Linked DNA regions of Homo sapiens: region 2 is linked to region 1. A link is a loop called in an ENCODE intact Hi-C map of the cell type or tissue named here. Cell type or tissue: heart right ventricle. All regions are shown on one strand.

What was found. Hi-C counts contacts between places; a loop is a spot of excess contacts. Peaks named below come from ENCODE experiments on the same cell type or tissue, not always from the same donor. Only the 100,000 strongest peaks of a DNase experiment are listed, where the experiment ranks them.
Region 2: it touches region 1 in a loop (2.2-fold over the local background); 2 of 110 quality-filtered maps call a loop at or near these places.

The regions. Positions count from the first base shown.
Region 1 is chr16:77,893,493-77,897,492 of GRCh38, forward strand. All of the region lies in intron 7 of VAT1L (vesicle amine transport 1 like), which reads left to right. Among named protein-coding and RNA genes, the nearest start is that of VAT1L, 110 kb to the left of the region's middle. RefSeq lists an enhancer at 788-1,288. In heart right ventricle, no CTCF peak of the experiment used is centred here; no DNase peak of the experiment used is centred here; H3K27ac peaks cover 2,768 bases.
Region 2 is chr16:77,792,972-77,796,971 of GRCh38, forward strand. The region is part of intron 1 of VAT1L (vesicle amine transport 1 like); the gene reads left to right. The region is part of intron 1 of LOC107984878 (a long non-coding RNA gene); the gene reads right to left. Among named protein-coding and RNA genes, the nearest start is that of VAT1L, 6.4 kb to the left of the region's middle. In heart right ventricle, no CTCF peak of the experiment used is centred here; no DNase peak of the experiment used is centred here.

The DNA.
Region 1 (4,000 bases):
GCCATGAAAGTGGAGCTGTCCACAGACAAGTCAAATCCTCAACCACATTCAGGTGAGAGAAGGCTGAATAATTACTACTACGACTGCTACTACTATTACTACTGCTGCTACTACAGTACAATATTTCTAGAGGATTCGCTAAGTACTAGGCATTGTTCTAAGTGCTTTATGTATTAACTGATCTAAACTTCCCAACATCACAATAGTATCCAGGTATTATTATCCCCATCTTACAGATCGCAAAAATGAGGCTCTAGAGAGATTATACTTGCCCATAGTCCCTGCTTACCATTGAATTTGATGGAAATTTGAACCCCAGGAAAGTCTGATGTATAGAAGTTTTTGGAAAGGTATAATGAATAAACTCATTGAAGAATGAGCAAAATAATGCTACTAGGAAATGCTTAGCATAGCATGTTTATATGTGCCAAGTACCTTGCATTTATTAACTCATTAAATCCTCATGATTACCCCTAGTGGTGATAATTGTTACTCACATTATGATACAAATGAGGGAATGAAGGCATACAGAGAGGAATACGTTGCCCAAGGTCACACGGCCAATGCATGGCAAAACCAGCTTTCAGACCTAGGCAGTTTGGCTCTCGAGTCCATGCTATGGACATTAGCGTCTCCACTATGTTGGGAAAGACCAGAACCCTACAACCCCCGCTTTATTCCTGCATGTCTGTGAATCCTTCGTCCTTGGGCAGAGGATGAGGCATCCACAGAAAGGCAGCAGTAAAGGAACCACCACGGCCATCTGACAGGTCATTAGTGTCAGCTGCTGCTGACAAGCCAGGAAGTCCATAGAGAAACAGCCTTTGGGTTTGGCCCAGGCTCATTGTTGACCTTTCAGAAAGCAGTGTCAGTAGAAAGATGGGGGCAGAAGTCTGAATGCAGAGGTTGGTGAAGGGAAGGTGCAGGGAGGACAGGCCAACAGCCAGCACAAGCCTCCCACCTGGCACTGAACAGGACAAACGCCCGGAACCCAGCCAGGAGGAACAGAGGTCACAGGAGGGCTATTTAGAAAGCCAATTCGTGGTTGCCTAGGTCTGGGGGACTTGGAGAGAATGGAGAGGAACTGCTGATGGGGCATGGCATTTCTTTTTGGAGAGATAAAAATGTTCTAAAATTAATGGTAGTGATAATTTCACAACTCTGAATATGCTAAAAAAATGGAATCATACATTTTAAGTGGGTGAATTGTATAGCATATGAATTATATATAAAGCCGATATAGAGATATCATATATATGCTAAGATAGATATGCTAGTATACACGTATATTACACATGAGAAAGGGAGAGATTGAAGGGCTGTTTAATGCTGGGATCAGGAGAACTTGGGAGATGGGGAAGAGGCACAGCCTTAGAATCTCTGGATCCCTGGCCTCAATCCTTATTAATATCCTAGCTGTGTGGCCTCAGAAAACCATCCCACCTTGTCCATTCTCCCAGTTTTCAGATGAGCAAAATTGGGCTCCAGAAGCAATTGCTGTGTTTGCTGTAGGTCCCTACACTTCATTTTTTCCTTCCTGTGTGACTTCTTTCCCTTAAGTGGAATTTTAAATTTTTCAGTTCAACGTGATCACCCCAGCCACTTGCCCACACACACACACACACTCACACATTTCCGATTTCTACGCACATTCTCCCAGCTGGCCTCATGTGTTTTCTGCAGCTCAAACTTACCAGCACTATCACGCCCCCAGGCCCTGCCATGCCCTTGCACCCAGCTCTGCTCTGAGCTGCCCAATGGACCAAAGAAATTAAGGCACAGCTCTGCCTCAGTGTATCCATCTGTGACAGGCTGAAGAATGGCCCCCTAAAGATGTCCACATCCTAATCCCTAGAATATTTGAACATGTTACCTCATATGGCAAAAGGGACCTTGCAGGTGTGACTAAATGAAAGACTCTGAGACAAGGAGAATACCCTGGATCATGCAGATGGATCCAATACAATCACAAGGGCCTATGTAAGAGAGAGGCAGGAGGGTTGGAGTCAGAGGAGCAGATGCGATGGCAGAAGCAGAGGAAGAAGGGTGATGTGATACTGGGAATGGGAAGAGCCTGTAGAAGCCAGAAAAGGCACAAAAATTAAGGAGCCAGCCCTGTTGACACCTTGATGTTAGCCCTAAAGAGACAATTTCAGGCTTCTGATTTGCAGAACTGTAAGAGAATAAATTTTTGTAGTTTTATGTAAATTTGAGTTAATTTATTGTAGCAACAACTGGAAACTAATACATACCACTAATGCCACTCAACAAATGCTTACAGAGTGCCTGCCTGCTGCGCGCCAAGCACCGGGCCAGGCTTTGCAAACACAGTTGCAAGTGAGAAAGCCTGGGCCTATGCTTAGGGGCAGCCAGGATGGTGGAAGTGAACAGTCAGACAATTATATAAGCAGGGAACGAAGCCTGGAGGAAGAGAGCTGGGCAGGGCTGAGACCCAGGCCTGTGCCACAGCCTGGGCAAAGGCCTGGAAGTTGGAGAGAAAGATGGAGGTTGGCACATTCAAGGACAGAAGAAAGGTTCATCAGGCTGAGCACAGAGTGATGGGGAGGCTGACCTCGAATGGAGGGGAGAGGAAACGGGATAGGAGGAATTCCCGCCAACCGCCGGAATATACCCATCCCTCTGGCCTTACTGGACCACTGTGATTTTCAGAAACCTGAGACTCTGAGCCTCCCTGCCTTTGTTCCAGTTGTTAACTTGGCCTGCATGCCCTTCCCTCATCCTTGTCCTCCTGCAAAATTCCTGGTCACCTTTTAAGACTCAGCCCTGGTGTCGACTCTTCCGTAAAACCATTCCTCCCTCTTGCCATTATCCCAACCCTGAGTTAGGAGGTACTGCTTTTAGATCCCATGGGCTTGCCTCCCTCATTGACATGTGCATGGGCAATTTCCTGTGAAAAATGGAGAGAATAACGCTACCTTCCTTCGGTTTCTATTTAGAGGGATTAAATGACCTAATGTACAAAAGGTACTTAGCTTAATGACTGACAGAGAGTAAGTGCTCAACATTAGCTGTCATTACAGGGCATTGCAAATGCATTTCCCCCAGAGAGTGGAGATATTTGAGGTCAGGGACTCTTGGCAAGGTGCCAAGGGAGGAGAACACAGGATATGCCCCGCGAAAGATTTCTGGGGCCTCAGGGCATGCATTTTCATCAGCCTGGTGCAGCATCTCCCATCAAGGTTCTAAGCAGACAACTTCATCTACACCAGGAGACCAGCGTGTTGCAGAATTAGGCTTATTCACAGCTCAGCACTCCTTGTTAGGAGTCTGGGAGCTCAGCTCTGAATACATTCCTGTTACAAAGAAAATGCTCGTCCTTGCCTTTACGCCTGTCATTCAGATGAAAATACTTCACAAAACTGGATTTCCTTGTGAGCCAGGGACAGAGTCAACTCACACTGCCCTTGGCTGTGTTTTAAAAGACACAGACCAGGATTCTGCTGTTTCCAAAGACTGGAAAGTTTCTATTTGCCTTTGAGGTTGATGGAGAAATTACTTAATATATCTTATTTGCAGAAAGGCAACAGAGGACCAGTTTCAAGATTTTTCCAAGATATCTGTACTGATATGTTAATCACAGATTCTTTATTTGCTAGACTAAGTAGATAACTGTGCTGCAGACCAAGATTCTTGAATCTTGGGACGTACATTTAAATCAGATAATGCATGAGTAAAAGGTCACATCCTGGCAGATAAACATGCTGTGGATATTACCACTACCCCCACCTCTGGAATCCACACTTCGGTCTGAGCATCAGTTTCCTCCATTAGAAATGGGGATACTACCATGTTCCTTGTTATTGCATAGGATTTATGATTATTGTGCAATCAACTGAGTCCATATGTGGTGAACTCTTGTACACTGTAAACCACTCTGCTGACACGAGGCATATTATAATGTGCAGAAGCAGGTCTGATTGGATGGGGGCAAATTCTTGGTCCAAAAAACTGGTTTTGTTTTTTGTTTTGTGTTTGAGAC
Region 2 (4,000 bases), 100 kb before region 1:
GTATAAACTTTAGTTTATTATTCAAACTGGAACTCTTGTATTTTGAGACAGGCATAGCAAGTAGTCAAAAAATGGTAACCATTATTATGTAAACTTTTACTTTTGGTTGCCATAGATACTTATATAGTTTATTATTCAAACTGGAACTCTTATATTTTGAGACAGGGTCTTGCTCTGTCACGCAAGGTGAAGTGCAGTGGTGTGATCATGGTTCACTGCCACCTTGATCTCCCTGGCTCAAGTGATCCTCCTGCCTTGACTTCCTGCATAGCTGGGACCACAGGCATGTGCCACCGTGCCCAGCTAATTTTTTTTTAATTTATTTTTTGTCGAGACAGAGTCTATGTTGCTCAGGCTGGTTTCAAACAAACTGAACCTCTTCTGAAAGCAGAAGGGGCACTATTTATAATTACTCCTACATAGGAGAAGCTACAATCATAAACTGGAACTGTCTTAGGCAAACCAAGGTGTATGGTTCGCCCCTAACTGATACAAGTCAGAACTGTGCCTTTGCTGCTATCAGTCTTGTCACAGTTGAGTGTCTCTTAGACCGGGGCTGCTAGGATTTTAGGCTGGCAGAGGGTCTCCAGGTTGGGCTGCAGGAATGTATTTAAGTGGCCATTAACAAACCTTGTCTGGTTTGTGGTTCAAATTGGCTTGCAGTAGAAGGGCACTAATGGATTAGGGACATTTATTTTCCCAGAATGATTTACACCAAGAGGCTACATGAAACTGCTGGAAAGACACCAAGTGGATGAAAAATGGTTCCAGCCAGTCATGGTTCCATTGGCTGATCTGAAAATGGGCTGAGGGCAGGCCACATCAGAAGAAAGCTACCAGATTGGTGGAATTCTAATATGTCACGAGGGTATAGTAAATTGGAGATAGGGAAGGAACAAACATGTATTGATCAGTGGTTATGAGCCAGGAACTGAGTTGGCTGCAATACACTCTTTGTTTCATTTCATCCTAATGACAACTCAACAAAATCAGTATTGCCATCTCCAGTTAAAGATGAGGAAACTGATATTCACAGACACATCAGGATCACAGACTGCTAAGTGGAAGAGCCATGTGAACACCCAAGTGTGCCTAAAACCCAAATGGCTCTTTACATTTTGGAGAATCAGACAGACACAGTGACAAAGACATAAAAGAGAAAGAGACAGAGAGACACACACACAAATCATGAGAGATCAAGAGACACAGAGAGGCAGACGGGCACACAGACAGGAATACAGAGAAAGAGCCATGAATGTATTTGACTGATTTGAAATACAACTGCTAAGATTCAAAATTGCACAGTACTATCCTGCCTCCCACCCCAAAACGGCCATTATGTTTATGCACCACATCCATTTCATCTACACTTGTGAGATACAGTATGTGGGATGCTTTGGGGGATCCATCTAGATGGAGTTACTATGACTGTTGACCCAGAACACCCATGCTGATTAAACACAATCACAATCACCACTCCTTGAACCACTAAAGATATTGGAGTTCCTCCCTCTGCCTCATTTACCTTGATCAGGCCATTGCTACATTGGCAAACCAAGTATAAGTTATCCCCAAACAACAGAGCATTAAACTGTCACCAGTAAGGTTGATGCAATGAAAGGTGGCCAACATGATATTCCCTGTGTTTATTCAAAATAAACAAGTGGCATCCATGAGGTTAAGATGTTTGTAAAACTAAGATGTTGCTCAGAGGGTTTCTAATGCCAAGCCAGGAGCCACTCTGACATGGAGATTGGAATAATGTGTTCTGAATCACTCTGTATTGGATGGAAGCATCAGGATTTGAGAGGAAAGGATGACTCCATGCTGAGTCATATTTAAGGCTCATTTGATGATGAGAAAGAACATGGAAGTGCTAGCTCGGGTCATTTTTATTTAATGAAATTTGCATTCTCTCATCAACTGAGTCCTTGCTGATGAGGACTGGGGATGGTGACAATATCCGCTCTTTATCCAATAATGAAATGGGCTTCTTGCTTTTCTGGCGATTTGAAGAGGAAAGGAAACCTAGAATCAGTGATTCTTCTATCTCATGAGAACAAAGAAATAAGTTTTGACCCCATCATTTGAACCCACTGTTTATACTTAGCATCTTACCCCCTGAGAATACTTTGATCTATCAGTAGAGAAGCCTTTGTCTTTTCTCTCCATTTTGTGTCCCCTCTCCCTCAATCTGTATCTTCACATACTTCTGTCTTCCCATTTTTCCATTCTGCTGCTAAAAAATTAATAGCCACCAAAGAATAACCTCACTAATGGAAGCAATAATTGGTAGAATTTACAGTGGGGGCGGGGGGAAAGATTGAGAAATTAAGATTTGTTTTAATAATATTTTACATGAAATAGGATTCATCCAAGTAGAAATAATTTCAGAAAATAAAAGCGAAGTAAATGGCAAATAGCTTAACAGCTTATTAACAGCTTAATAACAAATAGCTAAAATGTGCCATTTAGAACATTTTAATTTGCTAAAAACCAACACTGTTGTCATACTTCTGATGGCTTGTTTGTAGTAGGTATTTCCTCAGGATTAAACCTTTTGGGGGGTTGAAACTATGGAATTAAAAATAACCTGGGATCAAAAGGAAGAGCCTGAAGGAAGAGCAGGAATGAAGGTGGATGGGTCAATTCAGAAAAGATTCATTCATTCCACCAAGTTGGTCAACTAGCATTAGTAGGGAATCAGCGCAGACGGGGAGGAAGCTGCCTATCCTTTGGAAAGTGCTGGGGCTCTGGTTTCAGGCAGACATGGATTAAAATTTTGCTTTGCCCTTTATTAACCATTTGTGTTTCAGCAAGTCGCTTAGCTCCCTTTTTTCTCTTTTTTTTTTTTTTTTTTTTTTTTTCATTTGAGACAGAGTTTTGCACTGTCGCCCAGGCTGGAGTGCAGTGGCGCAATTTCGGCTCACTGCAACCTCCACCTACCAAGTTCAAGCGATTCTCCTGCCTCAGCCTCCCAAGTAGCTGGGATTACAGGTGCCTGCCACCAAGCCCAGCTAGTTTTTATATTTTTAGTAGAGACAGGGTTTCGCCATGTTGGCCAGGCTGGTCTCGAATTCCTGACCTCAGGTGATCTGCCCGCCTCGGCCTCCCAAAGTGCTGGGATTTACAGGCATGAGGCACCACACCTGGCCAGTTGCTTAGCTCTCTAAGTCTTATTTGCTTTACTTACAAAATGGAGATACAACCTTATAGAACATTCGACATATACTAGGTTTCCATGAACAGCAGCCAGATCTCAACTATATAGGGACCAGTGAGAAACCAATGTCAGGTAGCTGATGATGGGCAAAGGGAATGGGGACTGATTATTGCACCCACCCTACCATCCATCTGCAGCATCTTTGCAGTGACAAAGCCTACTATGTACCTCAGCTTTTCATCTGATCTTCACCACCCCATGGGGTAGGTGTCACTGAAATTATCATCCATGTTTTCTAGGAGAGGAAGCTGGGACTCAGGGATGGAGTGGAAATAGTGAGAAGCTATAACCAATTTGGGTTCAGATCCTAACTCTACCTCACTGTGGCTGTGTGATCTTAAGCAAATAGCACTTTCAACTTATCTACTTCCTCACTTTGTTAATGATATGCACTTTTACTTATTGTTACAAAGACTAGCTAAGTGTCTGTAGCAGTCTTGACGGTGCCTTGCACATGGTGGCACTCAATAAAGGTTGTTTCTTCCTAAATGACTTGGGCTTTTACATACAGAACTAGGACATGAATTGCCATCTCTTGTTTTCTTGCCTAGCGTTCTCACACTAAACTACATTGCCAGCACGGAGTAGGATGCTGGCTTTTCTACAAAATGGAATGAAATCATGTCTTTTGCAGCAACATAGATGGAGATGAAGGCTGTAATCCAAAGGGAAATAACTCAGAAACAGAAAGTCCAATCTGGGACGTTCTCACTTAGAAGTGGGTACCTATGGCCATGGTACACACTGAGTAGAATAATAGACACTGGAGGCTCTAAA